Regions from separate parts of the Homo sapiens genome. Here all the other regions are linked to region 1. The links are chromatin loops, found by intact Hi-C in ENCODE. Cell type or tissue: A673. All regions are shown on one strand.

Region 1 (8,000 bases):
AGGCAATGGCCAGCACTATACACAGCAATGGCCAGCTCTGTGAATGAGCCCTTTGGGACATTTTAACCCAATCAAGCCCCAAAATTACTGCAGCCACAGCCAAAATCATGTGTAGCAGAAGCTTCTTCCAAATGAGCTCAATCAACTTGTAGAACTGGGAAAGATAATAAAATGGTTGTTGTTTTAAGCTGTTAAATTTTAGGGTGGTTTGTTACTAGCATTAGACAGCTGAAATACAAATCCTGTGCAAATCTCCAGCGATAAAGCAGTTGTGTGCATTTGATCCCAAAGGGCATCATTTTAAGCTCATTTGCATCATATAATTGTTTAATTCTTCCTGAGATATAATTGCAAATTATCCAAGTCATGCTTGCAAGTGAATCAAGAAGAAAAAAATCTTAATTTTATTAACTACTGATTTACCCACATCAATCTGATTTACACACCAACCTTTATTTTGATGCTTCCTTGGATGGAAAAATAAATAAATAAAAATAAAGCCCAAGGTCAAAACAGTCAAATAGAAACTAGTAAGTATTTCTTGAGTTACTGCTTCCTACTATCATGGACACTTTGCATGGTGGTGAAAATAGAAGAATCTTTGCCCTCAAAGTTCTCACCATATGACAGATAAGAACAGGCCAGGCTTCAGAGGCTGGCAACTTGACTTTGCCATCACATTGCCTCTCATACACCAGTCTCCATACTCTGAGCACCCACTAGCTAGCTAATTAGCAGTGACTGCTGTCTATTTCCAGGAACATCTATGTGAGTCCTTAGGATTGTATACAGAGACAACCCGAGTGCCCCCCGGCCCTTTCTAGGGTCTCTCTTGCTCAGATTATGAGCGAATGGGAGCCAAGGGATGATTTCAGGGGGAGCTCTGCAGACCCAGTGTTCCAGGTCTTCCATGCCCACCAGCCCTCTGCCCTGGTGCCTGCCACCACTGTCCTGGCCTTCGACTCCAGTCCACGCTGCTAGACTCTCCTGTAGAAGTCAGGCATGGTGGCTCATGCCTGTAATCCCAGCACTTTTGGAGGCTGAGGAGGGTGGATTGCTTGAGCTCAGGAATTCGAGACAAGCCTGGGCAACATGGTGAGACCACATCTCTACTAAAAATACAAAAAATTAGCTGGTGTGGTGGTGCATGCCTGTGGTCCCAGCTACCCTGGAGGCTGAGGTGGGAGGATGGTTTAAGACCAAGGTGCAGTGAACCGAGATCACACCACTGGATTTCAGCCTGGGTCACAGAGCGAGACCTTGTCACACAAAAAAAAGAATCTCCTGCAGACTTCTAACCTTCACGTGCTGTGGGCCTGTGTCCACACCTCCACTTATTTCTCCCAGGCAGCTTGGCCTCTGTCAACCCTTATGTCCACCTTTCAAAGAAAGGTCCCACAGCCCTTTCATTTGGATCCCTTGGAACTCCAATCTTTCCTTTATGCCCCAGGACCTGTCCTCCGCTAAGAGTCACAGCACTCTCAAGTGAGGCTGCAGGACTAGGAGGAGGTGATGTTGGGGTGCCCTGCCCTGGGGGAGGCACAGCCCCACACCGAAGCACACCCATGCTCCCCTCCTTCACCCAGATCCCTGCTGCTTCACCTGCTACACCCACCACTCTTCAGAGGTCCTATTGCTATCTGACATTGTCTTGGGTATTTACCCATTCTAGTTTTTATTGCCTGTCCCCTCTCATGCCCCGTGGAAATGGCGATTGCTTGTCTATTTGTTGTCAGGTATCTCCAACGCATCATGTGGCACATAGTAGATGTTCAATTAGTATAGTCATCCTTTGCTTAAAGATGGTGATACATTCCAAGAAGTGTGTTGCAAGGCAATTTCATCATTGTGTGAACGTCATAGCATGTACTTATGCAAACCTAGATGGCACGGCCTACCACACACCTAGGTTATATGGTACAGTTTATTCCTTCTAGGCTACAAACCTGTACTGCAGGTGACTATGCAGAATACTGTAGGAAACTATAACACGATGGAAGGTATTCATGTATCTAAACATATCTAAGCATAGGAAGGGTATAGTAAAAAATGTGGCATGAAAGATTTTTAAAAAGTGGTACACCTGTATAAGGCAGGCCTGCCTATGAAAACCTTGTGGGACCACCATCATATATTCAGTCCATCATCAACCGAAATGTCCTTAAGGGGCACATGACTGTATATGTTTAATCAATTACTATTTATTCCTCCTTTGTGGTGGATTTTCTTTCAGGAATTCAATGGTTTTATCCTACAGACCATCAGGGGCTCTCTATGCCTATATAGTCTTCCCAGTCTAGTGTAAACCAAGGGAAGTGTCAGGGAATCTTAGTGTCCCTTGACATGCTGGGGCTCCCAGGGCACTCCATGAATAAATAGAAAGCGGTTGTGTCCAGGATATGCAGAGGACTCTGGGGAAAGTATGAATCATCAGGCCCTGATAGTTTGAAAGTGACCTTTCACACCCTGCCAAGACACTGCATTACCGAAGAAGAGGTAATTGATGGCACAAAGCAATAGATGGTGCCCGATAGAATGGATTACAAGAGGATAGACCATAAACCTCAGCCATGATGCCTAACAAGGAATGTTCTCAGAACTCTGTAGGCCCAATCTCAGAACAAGTGAATTAGAATATCTAAATCAAAGGCTAAAATGCGCTTAGAAAATGCTTGCCAAGTGAAATGACATGATTCACTTCGGGTTAAGAACTATTGGCCTAGGCCGGGCATGGTGGCTCACGCCTGTAATCTCAGCACTTTGGGAGGCCAAGGCGGGTGGATCACTTGAGGTCAAGAGTTCGAGACCAGCCTGGCCCGCATGGTGAAACCCCATCTTTACTTAAAATACAAAATTTAGCCAGGTATAGTGGCACATGCCTGTAATCCCAGCTACTTGGGAGGTTGAGGCAGGAGATTGCTTGAACCCTGGAGGTGGAAGTTGCAAAAAAAAAAAAAAAAAGGAAAAAAACTACTGACCTAAAGAAATAAAAATTCCTTTTTGATTAGAAGGGGCTAATATTGTTTTGGTGTAGGTACTGGATTGGCAAGAAGGCTGTCCTGCATAAATTCATGTCTTTACAATAGGCTCCTATTAAAATGCACCAGCTTCTCCCAGTCTCCTTGCCTTTATCTTCTAAGGAGGTTATAATGCAAAACCAAACATCAACCAATCTTAGTTTGGTCAAGTCAGGAAAGAAACAGCAGGAGAGAAATAATACAGAGGCTGCATTATTTGCTTTCCAAGTTATTATCCAAACTATGAAATATTTGCATTTTGGGGACTAATAAAAATAACATAATAAAATGAAGATAATATCTTTAATGCTATCATCTTCCAATAGCTTTGTTATTGAGAAATACTGGTGTGTTTTTCTATTTGCATTTCCAAGTATATACTCACTCAATCTGCCAGAAGCATCCATTTGCCTCTAAGAGGATTTAGAATAATTACATCAGGAATGCACAAAAGGAGTTGATTTTTCTGCTTTGACTACACAAATTGTATTTTTGTGTCTCTAGAAATAGGATCGTTTTGACAATTCTGAAGAATCTAAGTGAAGCTTGGCAATACTGATTCTGCTGCTTTGCTGTAAGTCATAGGATAGAAAGAATGCAAGATGTGCCGGGCATGGTGGCTCATGCCTGTAATCCCAGCAATTTGGGAGGCCAAGGCAGGCAGATCATGAGGTCAGGAGTTCAAGACCAGCCTGGCCAATATGGTGAAACCCCGTATCTACTAAAAATATAAAAATTAGCTGGGCGTGGTGGCGCACACATGTAATCTCAGCTTCTCAGGAGGGTGAGGCAGAAGAATCACTTGAACCCAGGAGGCTGAGGTTGCAGTGAGCCAAGACTGTGCCACTGCACTCCAGCCTGGGCAACAGAGCGAGACTCCATCTCAAAAAAAAAAAAGAAAGAAAGAATGCAAGATGTGATGAAAGGAAAACTTCTGATATACAGAAAGGAGAAGAACCTTCCTCTTCTAGCCCAGATGGAACATGGGAGGGAAGAGAGAAAAACAGAGTGAAGAGGTTGGTTGCCAATGTCTTTGATATCTATCCCTTTCTGCGACCTTAGGGTAAACTTGGAAACTCCCAAGCCTGTCTTTGGGAAGTGGGTCTTTGGTATACCCTCACATCCAACATGGCAGGACTAGCAATGGTGAATAAGATATCTACGTAGACATCCTGAGAAAATGTTACTGGTGCCCCAGAGCCTATGCATGGTCTGCAGAAGATCCACAAACGTGTCCTCAAAGGTTCTGAGATTAGCTGTGCTGACCAAAGATCACAAAGCTATGGGGTCTGTGGAACATGGGGACTCATGACCCCTACCTGACATGCAGCCAGAAGGGACCAGCTGCACACAACAAGCTCCATGCAGAGACCCATAGAAGGCCCAGCCCATCTGCAACTAGCAGATGAAGGACTGGTGCTCAGGGACACAGTATCTCCTCCCACCACCCCAAGGTTATGTCACTTCTTTCATGCAGCCAGATGCCATCTAGCGGGGTGAGGAAAACAGCAAGAAATCTGAAATACTGAGATAGTTGAGAAACAGGCTCTCTCTCTCTCTCCTGGGTTTTTCTCCACCCCCAGCACATGAAAGAATTGTAAGGAAATTTAGATGATTGATAATAAACTATAAAATATAAAATCTGGATTATCATTATATATTTTATGGTGATGGGTAGATTTCCATACTCGCCACAATTACTAGCCTTTCCTAAATTAGGACATTTTCTGGAATGTTCTTCTAATAAAAACTAAGTCATTATCATTATACTTAGATTTTATAACCAAGAATTCCAAAGTCATATTACCAGTCTACTACGCTTTCCCAATGAATCCATCCTGTAAGTCTAATTTCTAAATACACTTGTTGTCCACAAGGTGGCCCTAGAAGCAATAGAATACAGTTCACCTCCAGAGCAGCCCGACCGCTAAAAGGACTCAATCCTTTTTGTTTTCCCATTTATGAGCAATTAACGGAGTGAGAACAGAAAAAAAAAGAGCACAATTAAACATTGTACTAATAAACTGATAACGCGTCTTCAGTGTTTGTTTTTACCAAACAGAGCAGAACTATGAATCATGCGGCCGCGGAACTGCACACCTTGGCTGTGTATGGCACCGAGGCACCTTGCGTTACCTCCGAGGATGTCTGCCAATTTTTTAAACATGCAAAACCATAGTGTCAGTAAAAGAAAAGTTCCCAGAAGACTCGCAATTGTGCAAATGGGGGGGGAAAAAAAACAAACAGGCATCAGCCATCACAAAATTCCAGATTGCCAGATTCCTTGATTGTGGCTTTTAAGCAAAACACAGCCAGCTGCCTGTATTTAACGTTAATTGTTAAGCTCCAAGTCTCAGCCAATCATTTTACTTCTGAGCTGGCGCTGTAACAGCAACACAAATATGAAACTCTCTCCCTGACCCAGTTTAGTGTGGGGGGGAGGGGGGAAGGAGACAATGAATAATTAATTCTGGGATTTGGTCAGCTTTCCTGTGAAGAACACATCGCTAGCTTCCTAAAGCAAAACAACATCTGTGCCTGAAAACTTCTCTTGCGTCTTCAAGATGAGCTGATGGTGTGTTTATAAACCCCGTAAAAATCCACCTCTTATCTCTTCTCCCCACCAAAGAGCCATGTTCGCACTTTAAGGAGTGAGTCTTCTGTTTATGATTGGCTAGAGGGGTGGCCACCTTTCTCATGTGGTCCTCTGCTGAGAACTCACTCGGCTGATGATTTCCCTGTTCTTGACCCTTTGTGTGATTTGAAGGTTTCTCGCTCCTCCCAGATTGCTAACAGCGCCAAGTATCTAGTCTCCTATTTTTCCTCGGGGGATGGATACCTTAGCCTCCTTTCTCGGTCTGGAATGCAAAGAACGCAGCTTCATTTGAGTGAATGGAGAATTCTTTGTAGGCAGAAACGATCTCTCACTCCTCTCTCATATTCCTGTTCAATCTTTCTATCTCATAAACCATAAACGACAGGCAGATGTCTAAAAAAGCATCTGGTTTTTAGAATCCCCCCAGTCACCGGACCTGGGGGGAGGTGTCCTCCTCCAGAGCACACCGAGCAATCTCCCGCAACCAATCTGACTTTTTGAGTCTGGCTTTGAGGTCTTGTTGCCAGAAAAGGGAGTCCTGAATCCAGACCCCAAGAGGGTTCTTGGATCTCACGCAGGAAACAATGTAAGGCGGGTCGCAGAGTGCAGTGAGAAGAGAGAGTTGATTGAAAGATACGCAGTTACAGAGTAGGGATCCTCAGAAAGCAAGAGGAGGAACGCTTCATCTTTGTTTTGTTTTTCTTACATGGGGGTCTTTTCTATGCAAAAGATAAGCTATGTCTCTGTGCAGGTGGGCTGACAGCATGGCAAAATTGCTTATTTTTTGCTGACTCAAAGAAAACTCTCCTAGTCATATAGTGTGTAAATACATCAAATCATACGTGTAATTACCTTAGAAGCATGCATTGTTATGGATATTGGGACATCTGGACATTCCATTGTCATAGGAGTGTGTCCTTGCAGGTATCATCAAGCTGTTTTCTGAACTGTAAACATCTTAGGGCTGTGGGTTGTGACCAGCAAGGAATGTGCCTTATTAGTGTCAAGATGGAGCTGAACTTCAAATGACGTGACTCTGACTCTCCTATGCTCTTGTTTCCCTAACAGTCTGACAAGGTTAACCTTCAAGGACTGCATCAGGAATTGGTCACAGTGCTTAGCAACAGGTTCTCTTCACTCTTGTCATTTACATATAGACGACAGCTAATATTCAAATCCGTGTAGGCAAACCCACAGTTGATTAAATTAAATCTCTTCTCTAGCTTGATTTGCATAACTTGAAATAATCAGAATAGAGAGTGAATGCATAATTGAAAAGAGAAAATACGTACTGCAGCTATTTGAAACTAGATGTCGTTGAATTAAGCTTGTAAATTCTGATAGTACTGAATGTACAACTGTTCTAGGCTAACTTTACATTTGAAATGTTAAGAAATGTGAGTTGTGAACTGGAAAGTTAATTAACAAACAAAATCTTAGAATATTGCACTTTGTTATGGCAGCCCTAGAAATAAACAAAATTTAAGAGAAAAAAGAAATTTTTTGACTAACAATAACAACATTTTAAGTTGTTTTTTTTTTTTTTTTTTTGAGACGGAGTTTTGCCCAGGCTAGAGAGCAGTGGCGCAATCTCCACTCACTGCAACCTCCGCCTTCCGGTTTCAAGCAAGTCTCCTGCCTCAGCCTCCAAAGTCACTGGGATTACAGGCACCCGCCACCACGCCCAGCTAATTTTTTTGTATTTTTAGTAGAGACCAGGTTTCACCATGTTGGTCAGGCTGGTCTCAAACTGCTGACCTTGTGATCCACCCACCTGGGTCTCCCAAAGTGCTGGGATTACAGGCATGAGCCACCATGCCCGGCCCCAACATTTTAAATTTTTTAAGAGAAAAACTGTCGAGCAAATGACCTGAATAGTTTGCTGGCACTATTTTACAAGAAAACAGAAGCAGTTCCTGCATACCATGTTCTATTCTAACTCTTGCAAGGAAAAGAATTTAGCCAGTGTTTCCTTTATTTTAGAGCAAAATCTACTCACTGTAAGATCTTCCCCATTACTGCACCCAGACTCCCAGTTCTCTTTCTTTATGGCCCATATAGGACCCTCACACCTCCACCCACTACCCGCATTGCCTTTATGAAAAAGCAGACCCTGATCTGGCTGGGCTCAGTGGCTCACGCCTGTAATCCCAGCACTTTGGAAGGCCAAGGCAGCCAGATCAGGAGGCCAAGAGAGCGAGACTACCCTGGCCAACATGGTGAAACCTCCACTAAAAATACAAAAATTAGCCGGGCATGGTGGCTCAAGCCTGTAGTCCAAGCTCCTCGGGAGGCTGAGGCAGGAGAATCGCTTGAACCCAGGAGGCAGAGGTTGCAGTGAGCCGAGATTGTGCCACTGCCTGCCAGCCTAGTGACAGAGCAAGATT
Region 2 (8,000 bases), 690 kb before region 1:
GAAAAAGTTCTCTGAGTTCTCAGGAATCCTCCCAAGGCTGGCTGGCTGGCTTTGAGGACTATCACACCAAAAAGTACTGCTGCCTTCCAGGTACAGACCAGGTTGGACTGGATTGGGAGTCTAATTACCAGCAGAAAATTAAAGAAAGGTAATAATTGCCCTTAAGCACTTAACAAAAGCAAATCTCACCTTGAAGGTTTGTAAATTTGTAGTGAGGACTGATTTAAGGGAGCTTGTGCTGCACTCTTTGTGTTTGATTTGCAAACCAGAATGCACACGCCTCCATATGCATAATTGGATCCTCACGGTCTCTGCCTCCATGTGACCATGCAGTAGTTTATTTATCCAGTGCTCATTCAAAGAAAAGCTGAATGGAACAAGAAAACTCCTACTTTGCGATAGGATTAGATACCATGGAGTATTCCTCCCCCGTACTCTTTCAAAGATTTTTTTTTTAAGTTTCTAAATCTGCTTGGGAAGAAAAAGTAAATTGCCAGAAGTGAGATTAGTGGGGAATATTGTTCTTAGGACAATAGTGTCTTTATGGCTTGACTGGTATGAGCTCCCCGCTTCAAAAAAATACAAGAGCTGGAGGTGTGGGGGTTCTTAATTGCCTACATCTGATCAACTGGCAGCAAAAAAAAAAAAAAAAGAAGAAGAAGAAGAAGAAAGAAATCTCATTCAGCTCTGATTTGGCCTGGATCAAGTCCACTTGCTAATCAGAGTTTAATGAGGATGCCACTGGCCCTGTTGTATTTGCCGATGCTCCCACTAAGGTCCCTGGCCTTATGTTTGTGCAGGGAGCCCTTGCATCCCGCCGCCCCACGAAGCAGGATGCGGGCTGAGATGGAAAAGTCCCGGCCCGGAGAAGTTAATTAAGTTTAGGCCCTTGGCATTCCAAGTCACCGGAACCGATGGTGGGAAGCCTCACCCACCGGCACAAAAGAGACCCACATGGAGCTCTGAATGACTGTCCCTGGCGGTGGTAGCTGGGCTTCTGCGCGCCCCACTGCCAGCTCTTAACCCCGGGAACTGTGTCCCCTCCCCTCCACTGCACAAACTGAATAGGCCTTCAGGACCGCGGAGGGCCCTGGCTCTGGCGTAGGAGGTTTTGGGAAGCGCATGGTCCAGCATCGGATGTTACAAGAGCGCGGATGCCAGGCCCTGGCAGGGATTGACAGATCTGTGAAGGCTCAGACGAAGGCCTGATTTGTTTTGTGACAGTTCCTTTGGTTTTTAACACAAATTATCATAAGCAAAAAAATTGAACTTGAGGTGAGCAAGCCACTCTTTCTTTCTTTTTTTTTTTTCAATTGTATATTCCATAATCTCTGAGTAGAGGAAACTGAGCATCTGTGTCTCCATGGGGATGCTGCGGAGAGCTGTAGGTCTTGGGTTCAAGGAGCCCCAGGGTAAGGGACTCCCCCTCCTTGCTGCCTGTTTGTGTTCCTGGCAAGCAAAGCCAGGAGGACAGTGGAAAGAATGGGAGGTTGAGAGGCTTACTGACTTGGGTTTGAGTTCCAGGCCCACCTGAATTCTTTGAGGCTCAGTGTCCCTTATGACAAATAGAAAAATCATAGTCATTGGCCAGATAACAATGTCTCGGTCAAGACAGGGCTAGTATATGACAGTGGTCCCATAAGATTAGATGGAGCTGAAAAAATCCTATCACTTAGAGACATGATAACTGTGGTAATGTCATAGCACAAGGCATTGCTCACGTGTTTATGGTGATCCTGGCAGAAACAAACCTACTGCGATGCTGGCTGTATAACAGTCGGACACATACATACATATGTGCAGTGCATACTACTTGATAATGATAATAAATGACTGTTATTCATTTGTGTATTTACAATACTATACTTTTTATTATTATTTTGGAGTGTACATCTACTGAAAAAAAAAGTTAACTGTAAAAGAGCCTCAGGCAGGTCCTTCAGAAGGTATAATAGCAGAAGGGATTGTTATTCTAGGACCAGATGGCTCCACGTGTGCTTCTGTCCCTGAAGACCTTCCAGTGGGAGAAGATGTGGAGGTGGAAGACAGTGATATTGATGATCCTGACCCTGTGTAGGCCTAGGTGTGTTTTTAGTCTTAGGTTTTAGCAAAAAAGTTTACAAAGTAAAAAGTAAAAGCTTAAAAAATAGAAAAAGCTTATAGAAAAATGATATAAAGAAAAATGTTTTTGTAAAGCTGTAAAATGTGTTTGGGTTTCAAGCTAAATGTTATCATAAAAGAGTCAAAAAGCTTAAAAAAGAAAACTTTAGGCCAGGTGCGGTGGCTCACGCTTGTAATCCCAGCACTTTGGGAGGCCGAGGCAGGTGGATCATGAGGTCAGGAGTTCAAGGCCAGCCTGGCCAAGATGGTGAAACCAAGTCTCTACTAAAAATACAAAAATTAGCTGGGCGTGGTGGCGGGCACCTGTAATCCCAGCTACTTGGGAGGCTGAGGTAGAGAATTGCTTGAACCTGGGAGGTGGAGGTTGTAGTGAGCTGAGATTGCACCACTGCACTCCAGCCTGGGCGACAGAACAAGACTTCATCTCAAAAAAAAAAAAAAAAGAAAAAAAAAACAGAAAAAGAAAAAGAAAACTTTAAAAAGTAAAACAGTTACAATAAACTAGGGTTAATTTATTATTGAAGAAAGAAATTTTAAACATAAATTTAGGGTAACCTAAGTGTCCAGTGTTTATAACATCTGCAATAATGCACAGTCATGCCCTAGGCCTTCACGTTCACCCAGCACTCACTCATGAACTCACCCAGAGCAACTTCCAGTCCTGCAAGGTCCATTCATGGCAAGTGCCCTATAAAGGTGTATTGTTAAAAAAGTAATTTTTTTTAATATTTTTTTTTTCATTTTTACAAGACAGAGTCCTGATATGTTGCCCAGGTTGGTCTCAAACTCTTGAGTGATCTGCCGGCCTTGACCTCCCAAAGTGCTGGGATTACAGGCATGAGCCCCTGCACTCAGCCCTAAAATGAAATATTTTATACTGTATTTGTACTGTACCTATTCTATGTTTAGATATGTTTAGGTACACAAATAGCTGCCATTGTGTTTCGGTTGCCTACAGTATTCAGTGTAGTACCATGCTGCCCAAGTTTGTAACCTAGGAGCATAGGCCATACCATATAGCCTAGCTGTGTAGGAGGCTATACTTTCTAGATGTGTATAAGTACGCTCTACGATGTTTACACAATGAAGAAATCACCTACAGTTGTGTTTCTCAGAATGTGTCCCTGCCGTTAGGTGACACATGACTGTACTTACCATAGTGTAAGGATTGAGATATGTGTGGACATTGTCAGGAGTGTCATTCTCAAGGTCACATGATAAGTGGGCCTGTTCCTTCCAGGCTGATGGTTCTCAAAATCTAGCCATCATTAGAATTCCCTAAAGAGCTAGTGAGCATGCGTGCTCCTGGGCTCCACCTACAGAGACTGATTCAGCAGGCCTGAGAATGTGCATTCCTAACAAGATCCAGGTGATGCTGATGCAGGTGAATTGTGGACCAGGTTTCAAGACATAACCTTAGATGATAGGGCAGTCGGGCAGGGTTCTGCAAGTACTAAGTAGTTTTATGACATCTGAAGCCACCTGCATTTACAGTATTATGGGTAGAATTTATTCTACTGGTCTATAATTATTTTTTCTTTCAGTGTCTCTCTTATTAACATTTATTGAACATTTTCTGTGTCCCAAGCATTATATTATACTAAGCCTATTACCAATATTATCTCATTTAATCCTCTCCTTTTCTCATTAAAACTTGCAACTAGCTGCATGGCTTTCTCACGCCATTCATAATAACTTAAGCTCAAACTGTTACCTTTTCAATGAGGACTTACGCTTTTTAAAATCAAATCCTCTCTTCGTTCCTCAGCACATCTTAGCCTCCTTTTCTGCTTTTTATTTCCCTTTGAAAAGTATTAATCGCTATTGAATATACTATGTATTTTATTTATTTCATTTGTTATCTGAATACCCTCAAGATTTCCTTCCTCCCTCCCTTCCTTCCTTCCTTCCTTCCTTCCTTCCTTCCTTCCTTCCTTCCTTCCTTCTTTCCTTCCTTCCTCCCTCCCTCCCTCCCTCCCTCCCTCCCTTCCTTCCTTTCTTCTGTGTTGTTTACTGGGATTTCTCTAGTCTCTACAACAGTCACTGACCCATTCTAGGTGTGCTATTAAAATGCATTAAACAAATGAAAGAACCAGCTCAGGAAGTAGATACTTCACTTTGTGGATGAAAAACAGGTTTAGGAAAGATAGGTAATTTGGTCAAGATTGCATACCAATAGGTGGACAAGAAACAACAAAAACTCAGGTATGTGTGTCTCCAAAGCCGTGCTCTCAACCCGGGGCCACCTGCCCTCACTGCCATCATGCTCTGGGCTAATTTGGGCAGGTTCCACTGGGAGCCCAGAAACCTAACATGCAGCATCCCACGGGGCTCCGAAGGCCTATTCTCTCCTGAGAGAGCAAACTGAGAGTGTAGGGTGCAGGTTGACCCGAGGTGGGGAAGATGGTCTTCTGAGAACATCACACCTCAGCCAGCCCATCGTTTTGGAACATCTGGGTGCAGCAACAGAGAATTTTACCAACACACCACTCCCTCTTTGCTGAAGAGCTGACTGAACATGTTTTTCTGCTTCACAATTTGAATTCTCCCTCCAAGAAAATCCTTTCTCCAGCCCATAGGCAAGCTCATATATCTTATTTTATAATCCCACTGCTGAAATGTCAGCTGTAAACTGTGGAAGCCCATTTGGTTTTAATGCATGAGTGGCTCAATACATATTTGAGCAAATTAGTGAACAAAACTTTTTAAATTAAACTATTTTTTTGAGATAATTGTAGATTCATGTGCAGTTGTAAGAAATAATGCAGAGATATTCCTCAAACCCTTTACCCTGTTTCTCCCAATGATGATATCTTGCATAGCTGTAGTTCAATATCACAATCAGGATATTGACATTGATGCAGTGAAAATGCAGAACATTTCCATCTCCACAAGCATCTCTCATGTCGCTCTTTTATAGACACACCTAGTTCCCTTCTATCTTCCCTGTCCATAACCTCCTGGCAATCACTCATCTGTTCTCCATTTCTATAATTTTGTCATTTCAAGCATGTTTTATAAATGGAAACATACAGTATGTAGCCTGGTAGGATTGACTTTTCTCACTTAACATAATTCTCTAAAAATTCATCCAAGATGTTGTATGGGCCAGCAGTTCATTTCTTCACTGCTGGGTAGTATTACTTCATGATGTAGTTATACTAATTGTTTAACCATTTACCTATTGAAGGACATTTAGATTGCTTCCAATGTTTGTCTATTAAGAATAAAGCAGCTATGAATATTCATGGATAGGTTTTTGTGTGAACGTGAGTTTTCATTATTCTGGGATAAATGTGCAGGTTTATAATTGCTGGGCCATATGAAAGTTGATGTTTAATGTTTTTCTAAAACCACCAAACTGTTTTCCAGAGTGGCTGCAGCATTTTGCACTCCCACCAGCAATGTATGAGTGACCTGGTTTCTCTGTATCTTCCTCGGCATTTGGTGTTGTCATAAATTTTTATTTATATCATTCACATTAGGTGTGTAGCAATATCTCACTGTGGTTTGAATTTGCATTTCCCTAGTGGCGAATGATGCGGAACAACTTTTCACTTGCTTATTTGCCATCCGTATTTCCTCCCTGGTGAAATATCTGTTTATGTTGTTTGCCCACTTTCTAATTATACTGCTTGCTTTGTTGTTATTGAGTTTTCAGAATTTTGTATACATTCTAGATACTAGTCTCTTGTGAGAGATGTGATTTGTAAATATATTCTCTCAGTCTGTATCTTGTGTTTCTTTTTTTTTTTTTTCCATTTTCTTACCGGGGATTTTCACAGAGTAAAAGTTTTTAATTTTGGTGAAGTTCAGTTTATCAATTTTTTTTCTTTTATGCATTGTGCTTTGACATCTACTGTATGAACTCTTAGCCCTCGATACTGAAGATTTCCTCCTACATTATTTCCCAAAAGTTTTACATTTTACACTTAAGTCCATAATACATCTTGTGTTAAGTTTCGTATAAGGTATAAACTTAAATCAAGTTTTATTTTTTTCATTGGTGAATGCCCAATTACTTTAGCACCATTTATTGACAAGACTATCCTTCCTCCATTAAATGAGTGGCACTTTTGTCAAAAAGTTGAGTATATTTATGTGTCTGTTTCTGGGTTCTTTATTCTATTCCGTTGATCTGTGTGTCTATCTTTCCACCAATACTACACTCTTGATTAATGTACGTTTTGATTAATATAAGTTTTGAAATCGAGGGGACTGATTCTTCTTACTTCATTCTTCTTTTTCAAAATTGTTTAACTCTTCTAGTTTCTTTTGCATTTCCATATAAATTTTAGAATAATCTCATCTGTATCTATAAAAAATCTTGGCAGTGTTTTGGTAGGAACTGCCTTAAATCTTTATTTAATTTGGGAGAATTGACATCTTTACTATGTGGAGGGTTCTAGTCCATGTCCATGTGAGATATACTATGTCTTTGATTTCTTTCATCAGTATTTTGATGTTTTAAGCATGTGAGTCCTATACATATTTTGTTAGATTTACACCTGCTTTGTTTTTTGAGCTACTGGAAATGATAGTGCTTTAAAATTTGTTACCCTGTGTTTATTCATAATGTATAGACACGCAATTAATTCCTATATATTGATCTTATATCCTGCAGCCTTGTAGAAGTCACTTATTAGTTTTAGGAATTTTTTTTGGTAACTATCTTGAGATCTTCTCTGTAGGAAAATCTGTCTGCATGTAGAGGCAATTTTATTTCTTCCTTTCCAAGCTATATGCCTTTATTTACGTTTCTTGCCTTATTGTCTTGGCTAGAACGTCCAGTACTACATTGGATTAATGATGCATGCAGATATCCTTGTCTGATTTCATTCTTGGAGGAGAAGCATTCAGTCTTTCACCATCAGGTATAATTTTGGCTGTAAGTTTTTTTTGTAGATGCTCTTTATCAAGTTCTAGAAGTTCTTCTCTATTCCTGTTTTTCTGGGAATTTTCATCATGAATGGGTATTGGATTTCATCAAATGATTTTTCTGTATCAATTGATAAGATCATGTGACTTTTTTCTTCTTTAACTTATTAATATGGTAGATCTTGTTGATTGATTTTCAAATATCAATTGGTTTTGCATATCTGAGAATAAAGCCCACTTCGTCATGGTGTATAATTATTTTTTTGTATTGCTGAATTTTATCTGCTAATATTTTGTCAAGAAGTTTTGCATCTAAATTCATAAGGGATATTGGTCTGTGTTTTCTTTTCCTTCTCCTTTTTTGTACTGCCTTATTGTCTTTATCTGGTTTTGGCACCAGGGTAATAGAAGCTTCATAAAATGAATTGGTAAGTATAACCTCCTCTTCTATTTTCTGGAAGAGATTATGTAGAATTAATGCTAGTTCTTCTTTAAACATTCTCCAATGAAACCACCTGGACCTGGAGATCTCTTTTTTGGGAATTTTTAAATTACAAAGTCAATTTCATTAGTAGTTGTAGGGCTATTCAGATTTTCCAATGATTGATTCCAATGTTGGGTGAGTTGTGAGAAATTGGTTCATGTCCTCTAAGTGTCAATTTTATGTGTGTAGAGTTGTTTGTAGTACAGAATGGGGGGTCCCTGACTTATGATGGTTTTAATGCAGGACAAGTGGGGCTCAAAGTGGGACTTAGCCCATGAGGGTTCTTGGCTTTGCCCAGGAAATAATTCAAAGGCAAGCCAGAGGTAGAAGAAAACAGCTTTATTGAAGTGGCAGTGTTACTGCACTGATGGTGTTACAGCTCCGTGACTGCTCCTGCAGAGCAGGGCTACCCAGTAGGCAGAAAGTAGCAGCTCAGGACAGTCTTGCAGTCGTATCTATACCCACTTTTAATTGCATGCAGATTGAGGGATAGTTTATTAAGAAATTTCTAGGGAAG
Region 3 (8,000 bases), 850 kb before region 1:
CAAAGTCAGACAATTTAATGGACTCCAAATGCTGTGGCTTGTACTTTCAATATCTGTTGCATGAGAAGACACAAAATGACACAAAGGTACAGTAAATTCAGTGATTCTTTCAGGAATGTATATCTTATTGGTAACAAGCATTGATGAAATGAGCATGGCATAGTATTTATTTTGTCTGAATAGGATACTTGGTGCACCTGTGGATTCTGGGTGCCATGCATGACCTCTGGGGCCCCTCAGGGGTCTCTCTTTTTGGAAACACAGCCATCAACTCTATCTGGGAAGCAATTATGCTGGGAAGACATTACATTGATGTGTACAATGAGTGAAATCTACTCAGCTCACTGGCTGTGTCACCTTAGGCAAATGATGTCATTGTGTATAAAATGGGACTAAAAACTTACTTCTTAGGATTGTTGTGAGGATTAAATGAGACAAGCCAAAGAAGGTCTGCATGACCTAAGGATCATTGTCCTCTGGAAAAAAACAAGTTTATTAATCTTGTGGGCAGCTTCCAGGAGGTCAGGACATCAAGTTAATCAATTATTAGTGAGTTAGTGACTACCTCTACTGTAAGTAATCATGCATGGAAGGAGGAAAGGACAAAGACAAAGGAAATTAAGTAAAGCAAACATCTTATGATTTTTATAATATAGGCTCAGTTACAGAAGTTTTCAACTAAACAATTGGGTGTGGTGTATCCAGATACTGCCAGCATGTTATTTCAAAAGATGGTCATTAACCCCTTATTCCCAGTCCCTCTCTGCTGAGTTATGGAAATCAAACTCCACCCACTCCCACATTGTTCCCAATGTATTTCTGAAAGCCTCTCAGGTTGCTGTCACCATGTGACACTTTGTGTGTGTATGGCTACCTCTAAAATTTTTGCTTAGAACAGTAACTGGCTCATGGTAAGCACTATGTGACATTAGCTATCATCATCAGCAACCTTAACACGTGGTTGGATCAAGTTCCTCATATTCCTTGTTACAGCCTCCTTGGCATGTGCTCCATGTCTCTCCCATGGCACTTTTGCTAATGGGCAGTGGGCCTTGCTCTAGCTGATGTTATCACCATCCCCTGAGCTGGAGGCGCAGGCACCGCAGTCCTGCTTACCATTGCATCTCAAGTGGGGCGTTTTCTGTTCCCTATACTTCATCCCCAAAAAATGAAAGCCAGGCCACAACTTTTGATAGGTCCTTATTAAGACCCAGGAGTCAATGAAGAGACAAACAACAGAGAAATGGTTTGTGTAGCTCTTAGTAGTGGTTCTGCTCCAACCCCAGGGACCCAGATTCTCCTTAGGGTCTTTTATGGCTGCCTACCCCTTGGGAATATCTGAGCAAGACTAAGACAGAGCAATATGTTTCCCTCGGTCAAGAAAGCAAGAAAGCCCCTGAGCCACAACTCCGACTCAAGTCTATGTAACAATTTACATTTCCAAGTCAAGGCTTTGCCTCCTGTTCTAAAAGAACCAATTTTTCCCAAGTCCAGGCTGCATTTTCTGTTCTAAAAGAGCCAAATTTTATCGGTGGGGTCTTCCACACACTCCGATAAGAATCTTTGTGAGTATCCTCGATTTACATTAGTGACCAAAGGACACATTTTGGTGTTCCTAAAGCAAAGCAAAATGTTTGCCTGGAAGGCGAATTCAATCTTCCTTTGAGAAGACAGAAAATTGCTTTTATTTTTATTTTATTTATTTATTTGTCTGTTTTTGAGAAGGAGTTTCACTCTGTCACCCAGGCTGGACTGCAGTAGTGCAATCTTGGCTCACTGCAACCTCTGCATCCCAGTTCAAGCGATTCTCCTGCCTCAGCCTCCCGAGTAGCTGGGATCACAGGCCCTCTAATTTTTTGTATCTTTTAGTAGAGACGGGGTTTCACCATGTTGGCCAGGCTGGTCTCGAGTTCCTGGTCTCAAGTGATCAGCCAGCCTCAGCCTCCCAAAGTGCTGGGATTACAGGCAAGAGCCACTGCACCTGGCCAGAAAACAGCTTTTAAATGTAAGATTTTCTTGGCACTATCTAATACCTTCTCTTCATGTCCACTACAAGCTTTAGGCATTCATTTCTCAAGCATAAGGACCATGTTAATACTTTATATACTTCAAAGAGATGATCATACTGTCTCCTTAATGCAGGTATACCTCAGGATTGACCTTGTCATGCTGCAGTGACAAACATCTCCAAAATGTTAGTGGCCTAAACCATAAAGATTTGTTTGTTACTTACATCACATGTCCAGCACAGACTGTGCTCGTGGCATTCTCTCACAGGTCCAGGTGGGCCGAGCCACCATGAATTTCAGGCCACTGCCCCAAAGGGAATAAAGAACTCTAAGTCTTGCAACAATCAAATGTCCTGTCCTGGAAGTGACACATGTCATTTCTGCTCTCTACTCATCAACCAAAACTAGTCACATGGCCCCACTCAGCCGCACGGGCACCAGGAAGTGCAATTTCCCTCAGAGCACGGGAGAGATGACATATTTGGTGAACAGCACCAAGGACCACAACATTCTGAGTAAATATTTAGTGACTAACTTTACTTTCTCTCCTCAGAGAAATCTCATGGATCTTCTTTACTTCCAGTTGGATTCTCTTTTATTTCTCTTCTTAAGGACTTAGACATTAAAAAACAAAACAAAACAAAAAAACAAGTAGGATCAATCACTTAGTACCAAGAATGCATTTTATTTTTCAGTCTACTCTTCTCTTTGTCTTTATTTTCCTCGCATTGCTTCTCTCACTCCTGGGCTTCTGACCCTTTCTGTCTCTCTAGCTTTGACAATACTCTGAAAACTTGAGCCTGGGGACTTACATGGCTCTTGGAGAACTTGGCTCAGCTCCCTTTCTGGGTCCTGCCTTGTGTCAGACCTTTTCTCTCCCAAATATTCATGCTTCAGTATTCCAGATTCCCAAGCATTCCCGAGAGAGCCTCAGTCATCTGTCCCTCCTCTCCTGAACTTTCAGCCCCAGAACCTTTTGGCATATAAAGAGAATCGTGTGGCAAAAATTACAACCCTAGTTAGAGTTAATTCCTTCTTTTGGTGAAAAAAAAAAAGATTTCATGAAGGAAGAAGTTTTGCTGCAAGATGGTTTTAGTTACTTCCTATATTTTATCTGTTTAGCTTTAAGGTCCTTGCTGTCCAGTATTATAACTATTGTGATGGTTCAGGCTAAAGCTGCAGTAGTACGTGTTATTACTCAGGTATTATGAAGAAGAGCTGTACAAAAGTAGCTTCTTCCAAGCGAAAAAGTTGTGCATTTTTAAAATTAAAAAGATGCAGTTTTTATAATTAAACCTTTAAAACATTTAGGTGTAGGCCGGGTGTAGTGGCTCATGCCTGTAATCCCGGCACTTTGGGAGGCCAAGATGGGTGAATTGCTTGAGTGCGGGACTTCGAGACTAGTCTGGGCAAGAAGATGAAACCATATCTCTACAAAATACAAAATAATTAGCTGGGTGTGGTGGTGTGTGCCTGTAGTCCCAGCTACTCAGGAGGCTGAGATGGCAGGATCACTTGTGCCCAGGAGGTTGAGGCTGCAGTGAGCTGTGATGCTGCCACTGCACTGCAGCCTGGATGACGGATTGAGACCCAGTCTCAAACCAACAACAACAAAAACTTTGGTGTATATTTAACATACTTAAACTTTCTCATAATGAGATAATTCACTCTGAGGTAAAACAGATATGTTTATCCCAACATGGGTACAGTCTTGTTTTTAAGTCAGTCCTTTTTTTAGAGCCATCTCTAGACATATACACAGCTATAGAAATGTCTTTGCAACAGAAAAATGCAATGGAAAATAAACCAGACCATGCACAGCATTAAAAGCAAATGATGTGATATATTGTAGGGCAGGCAGTTTTACACACTTCTGTTAGGTCAGGCTGATTTTCTAGTCTAAGATAAAAATCCAAACATGCTAAGCCAATGTATGTGGATTTCTATACAAAACATATGTGAATAATATTATCTTTTGCAGAGATTATGGGTAGGCCTTTTCTTGTAAATATAATCATCTGGGATTATGGTTCAATTCCTGGCACTGTCAGTGAGGTTTAGGAGTTTTCCAAGGACTGAAAGCTTTTGATTTTTCTATGCTATAGCTCCATTTTGACAGAGAATGACAGTGTATGAAGAAAACTGAGTCTTCCCCCTCACCTCCCACCAGGTGCAAGAGGCTCCTGTAACAAGATCAGCCTAGAAGTTCCTTCCCAGAGAAAGCAAAATGATCAAAAAAGGAGAAGTTGGGAACAAAATTTGACTAGACTAGGCCCTTTAAGTTTATTTCCATTCCACAAGGTGGCAGTAAATACATTCCTAAGGCTATCTGCTTGGGAGAAGAATGAAATGGCAAAGTATTATTTAGTCTCTGTGCTGGGAGAACTGATGCTGCTGAAACCAGAGTAAACACATTTAAGGATCAATCGAGCATCATTCATGAGAATTTCCTTCTCCAAACCCCTTCCTTAACTCTCAGGAAGGAAATGACAATGGGACCTTGAACTGGAGACCCCAGAACCTGCTTTTTCTCTACTACAATCTTGAGGTTTTATTAAAATTAGATAATAAGCAAGCCATCCTGTTAGCTGTCAAGGCTGAAAATACAATCAACTGAAAGATAAGTTGGACAAAAAGAAATTCAGAAACAGTGTCCTTACAGCAAATGGCCATAGAATGGCCCAGTGACAATAATATTAGTTTACTTAGATGTTTACCTTTAAAGATAAATTCATTGATAATTTGGAGACAGCATATTAGAGTAGTTAGATTAGAACATCTTCAAATGTCAATCTTTTGGTTTCTGTATGCTATGATTTGAATGTCTCCTCCAAAATTCATGTTGAAATGTAATCTCCAATGTGGTAGTATTGAGAGGTGTGGCCTTTAGGTGGTGCCTGGATTTATTCATGGATCAATGAGCTGTCATTAAAGTGGGAATGGTAGCTTAGTAAGAAGAGGAAGAGAGATGGGAGCTAGCATGCTCAGCCCCCTCACGATGTGATGCCCTGTGCAGCCTCGGGCCTCTGCAAAGAGTCCTCACTGATTCCCTGCCCCCAGGAGGCAGGGAAACTCTGGGCAGAAGAGGGTGGGGCCCTTGCGGGGGACCCACCCTCAAGCCGAAAAGCCTGAAACTGCTGCCCAAAGGTAGAACTTACATCCTTGTTTTCCTGCTCAAATGTTGCCATTTCCAAAACCACCCAAGGCCTGCCCTGCCCCTTATCCTGTGCCTATAAAAACCCCAGAACTCAGGTGGCAGAGAGGAGAAGCAGCTGGACATCGGAGACTATGGCTGGACATTGGAGAGAAGTGGTTTGACTTCAGAGGGACAGCTTGACAGTGAAGAATTCGGCCAGAGATAGCTGGACTTCAGGGGAAGATGATCTTTCCGCCTCATCCCCCTTTCAGCTCCCCTTCCTGCTGAGAGACACTTTAATCGGCAATAAAATCCCCCATGTTTACCATCCTTCAATTCGTTTGTGTGACCTCATTTCTCCTGGATGCTGGACAACAGCTTGGGTGCCACGAGTGTGGATGCAAAAGGCTGTCACACTAACCCTTTACCCTCTCTAGCAGAAGGCAGCCACCTCAAATGAAAAGGCAGAGGATCCATTGAGCTTTCAACACTTAAGCTGTGCGCTGAGGGCAAAGCTAAAAGAGCACTGTAACACTCCCTCTGGGGCTTCAGGGGTCATAGGCGCTCCCCCAGACACTGCTGTGGGGCCGTTACAGAGTTCACTCCTGCTGGTCCCCAAAAGCACTCGCCTTGGCTCCTGCACCTGTTCACCTGTGTGCTCCTTCCCTTGAGAGGTGAAGCGTAGTGGGTCTGAGTGAGTGGAGTTCGCCCCTGCTGGCCTCTCTCTCATGTGCCCTCTCCCGTGAGGAGTTGAGAGCTGCAGGCTGAGTGAATGAGGCATCCCCTTTTGAGTGCTGTGAAGGGGTCAGGGAAATATCCTGCTTCACCATCAGCAGAGAGGCTCTCTCCTGATGAGACCCGTCAACCTTGGATTTCTCAGCCTCTATAACTAAGAAATAAATTCTTTTTCTTCAAAAATTATCCAGTTTCAGTTATCTTGTTATAAGCAACAGAAAATGGACTGAGACCATATACATAGCCTGGATAAGCAGAATCAGAGTCATGATTTCATAGCATTTTTGTTTTTTACTCCTTTAATGCTAGAACTAGAGGAACATGCAAGATTTAGGTTAGATACAAAGAAGTTTCTAAACATGGGACTTGAAGTTCCTTTTCTGCAGGCCTAACCAAATTAGATTATTTTGTATGAATTATTTAGGGCTCTCCTAATCCAATGTCTGAGTCCACATCTCTCCGTTGAAGTGATCAGATACTTGGAAGCACATGTTGACCACGCAACACAAATGTCAACAGACATTGATTGAGCTCCCACATTTCAGTTTGGGTCCTGAAATTCAAGGATGAGAAAAACACATTGTCTGCCCTCAAGGAACGAAAGTCCCTTCTCCATCTCCTTCCAAAAGTTGGCTGGTAACCTTATTTGTGACCTCTGTTTCCATAAAACATTTGAGAGTATGGTTGGTGAAGAACTGAAGTTTTAGTTGGATCCCTGAATAGGCATTAAGCTGTGTAGCTAGTGCCTTGCTAAGATCTTTTCAGGACCATTGCTTGCCTGGTAAAATAAGAGTTTCCACTAATTTTCCTTGGCAGGGACTACAAAGTAGGGTTTATTTTCTAACCATAGGATGATCCATAGCTAATAAATAGTACCCTCTTGGAAGAACGCAAGAAAATGTATTCTATTATTGAATGTAATTTGTTATTATATATTATTTAATATAATTATATTATTTGAGAATCTTCTTTCTTTCTTTTTTCTTTTTTTTTTTTTGAGACAGGGTCTCACTCTGTCACCAGGCTGGAGTGCAGTGGCACCATCTCGGCTCACTGCAGCCTCCACCTTCTGGGTTCAAGTGACTCTCCTGCCTCAGACACCCAGACAGCTGGGATTACAGGAGTGCGCCATCAAGCCCAGCTGATTTTTGTATTTTTAGTAGAGACGGGGTTTCGCTATGTTGGCCAGGCTGGTCTCAAACTCCTGAGCTCAAGTGATCTGCCCACCTCAGCCTCCCAAAGTGCTGGGATTACAGGCATGAGCCACTGCTCCAGCCAAGAATCTTCTTTCTGATGAGCGCAGTCTGCACCTCATAATGACTGTCTCAAGGTGTAAGGCAAGCACAAACACTATTGACTCTGTTTTACAGATCAGGAAAATGAGGCAACGACAAATTCATTCATCTATTCTTAGGGAAAGAGTTGATAATGGGCAACTGCAGCCTGCAGGCGTCTGACCATATGCCATATCTTCTGCACAGAGTCTCTGTTGGACTAGACAGTATTTTTTGCACATTAGGAAAAGGTGCATCCCTTGCATGAATGCAGCCCTCTGTATGGGTAGCTACATTAGCAACAGGAGCGTGGGTTGGATTTTAGTCCCCAGTCACTTGCCTGGTTGGGTCCTCTTGTGCAGTCACGACTTGCAACTTGTACAACTTTGGGCCCTTCCTGTCTTTTTCTTTGTTATTACTTCACACTTGAGAATCAGCTTCTCAAAAGGTTTGGTGAGAAAAATTGAGCATTGGTGATGCCAGGCATATGGCAGATGCTTAATAAGTGTTTGCTCAATGAATGAATTAGGACAGGTGTCCCATCATATGTGCCTGGTCACCCTGCACTACTGCATCACTGTAGCCATGCAGCTCCCCACAGAGGTCAGGGGTTAGGCACCGTTCTCATCTGAGTGCCTCTTTTTCTTGAGTATTATATTTCCTTAGAAGTAATTACTCCCAACCCTTGTGTGAGGAATAACCACTTTTCATTTCTGTGAAGCTGACCACACACCTATGTATAGGTGGGGCACCCTTCAAGGGAGCTGGGAAGAGGAAATTCCCAACAGCTATCCTCCTTCCACGCCAACTAGGATTCCGGGGAGAGGAGTGTGGTGGAGGCAGCCA

Evidence for each region. Hi-C counts contacts between places; a loop is a spot of excess contacts. Peaks named below come from ENCODE experiments on the same cell type or tissue, not always from the same donor. Only the 100,000 strongest peaks of a DNase experiment are listed, where the experiment ranks them.
Region 2: a loop joins it to region 1, with 4 times the contacts of the local background. A loop is called at or near these places in 27 of 110 quality-filtered maps.
Region 3: a loop joins it to region 1, with 4 times the contacts of the local background. A loop is called at or near these places in 93 of 110 quality-filtered maps.

Annotation. Positions count from the first base shown.
Region 1 is chr9:87,332,143-87,340,142 of GRCh38, forward strand. No RefSeq gene overlaps it. Among named protein-coding and RNA genes, the nearest start is that of DAPK1, 160 kb to the right of the region's middle. RefSeq lists a silencer at 4,326-4,495. In A673, CTCF peaks have their summits at 4,533 and 4,883 (motif pointing right); DNase peaks (open chromatin) are centred at 4,479, 4,919, 5,419 and 5,789; H3K4me3 peaks cover 1,510 bases; H3K27ac peaks cover 5,809 bases.
Region 2 is chr9:86,644,502-86,652,501 of GRCh38, forward strand. No RefSeq gene overlaps it. Among named protein-coding and RNA genes, the nearest start is that of LINC02834, 60 kb to the right of the region's middle. In A673, no CTCF peak of the experiment used is centred here; DNase peaks (open chromatin) are centred at 3,840, 4,180, 4,460, 5,640 and 1 weaker place; H3K27ac peaks cover 7,725 bases.
Region 3 is chr9:86,483,133-86,491,132 of GRCh38, forward strand. All of the region lies in intron 1 of LOC102724080 (a long non-coding RNA gene), which reads left to right. Among named protein-coding and RNA genes, the nearest start is that of TUT7, 130 kb to the left of the region's middle. In A673, a CTCF peak has its summit at 4,308 (motif pointing right); a DNase peak (open chromatin) is centred at 4,339; H3K27ac peaks cover 3,888 bases.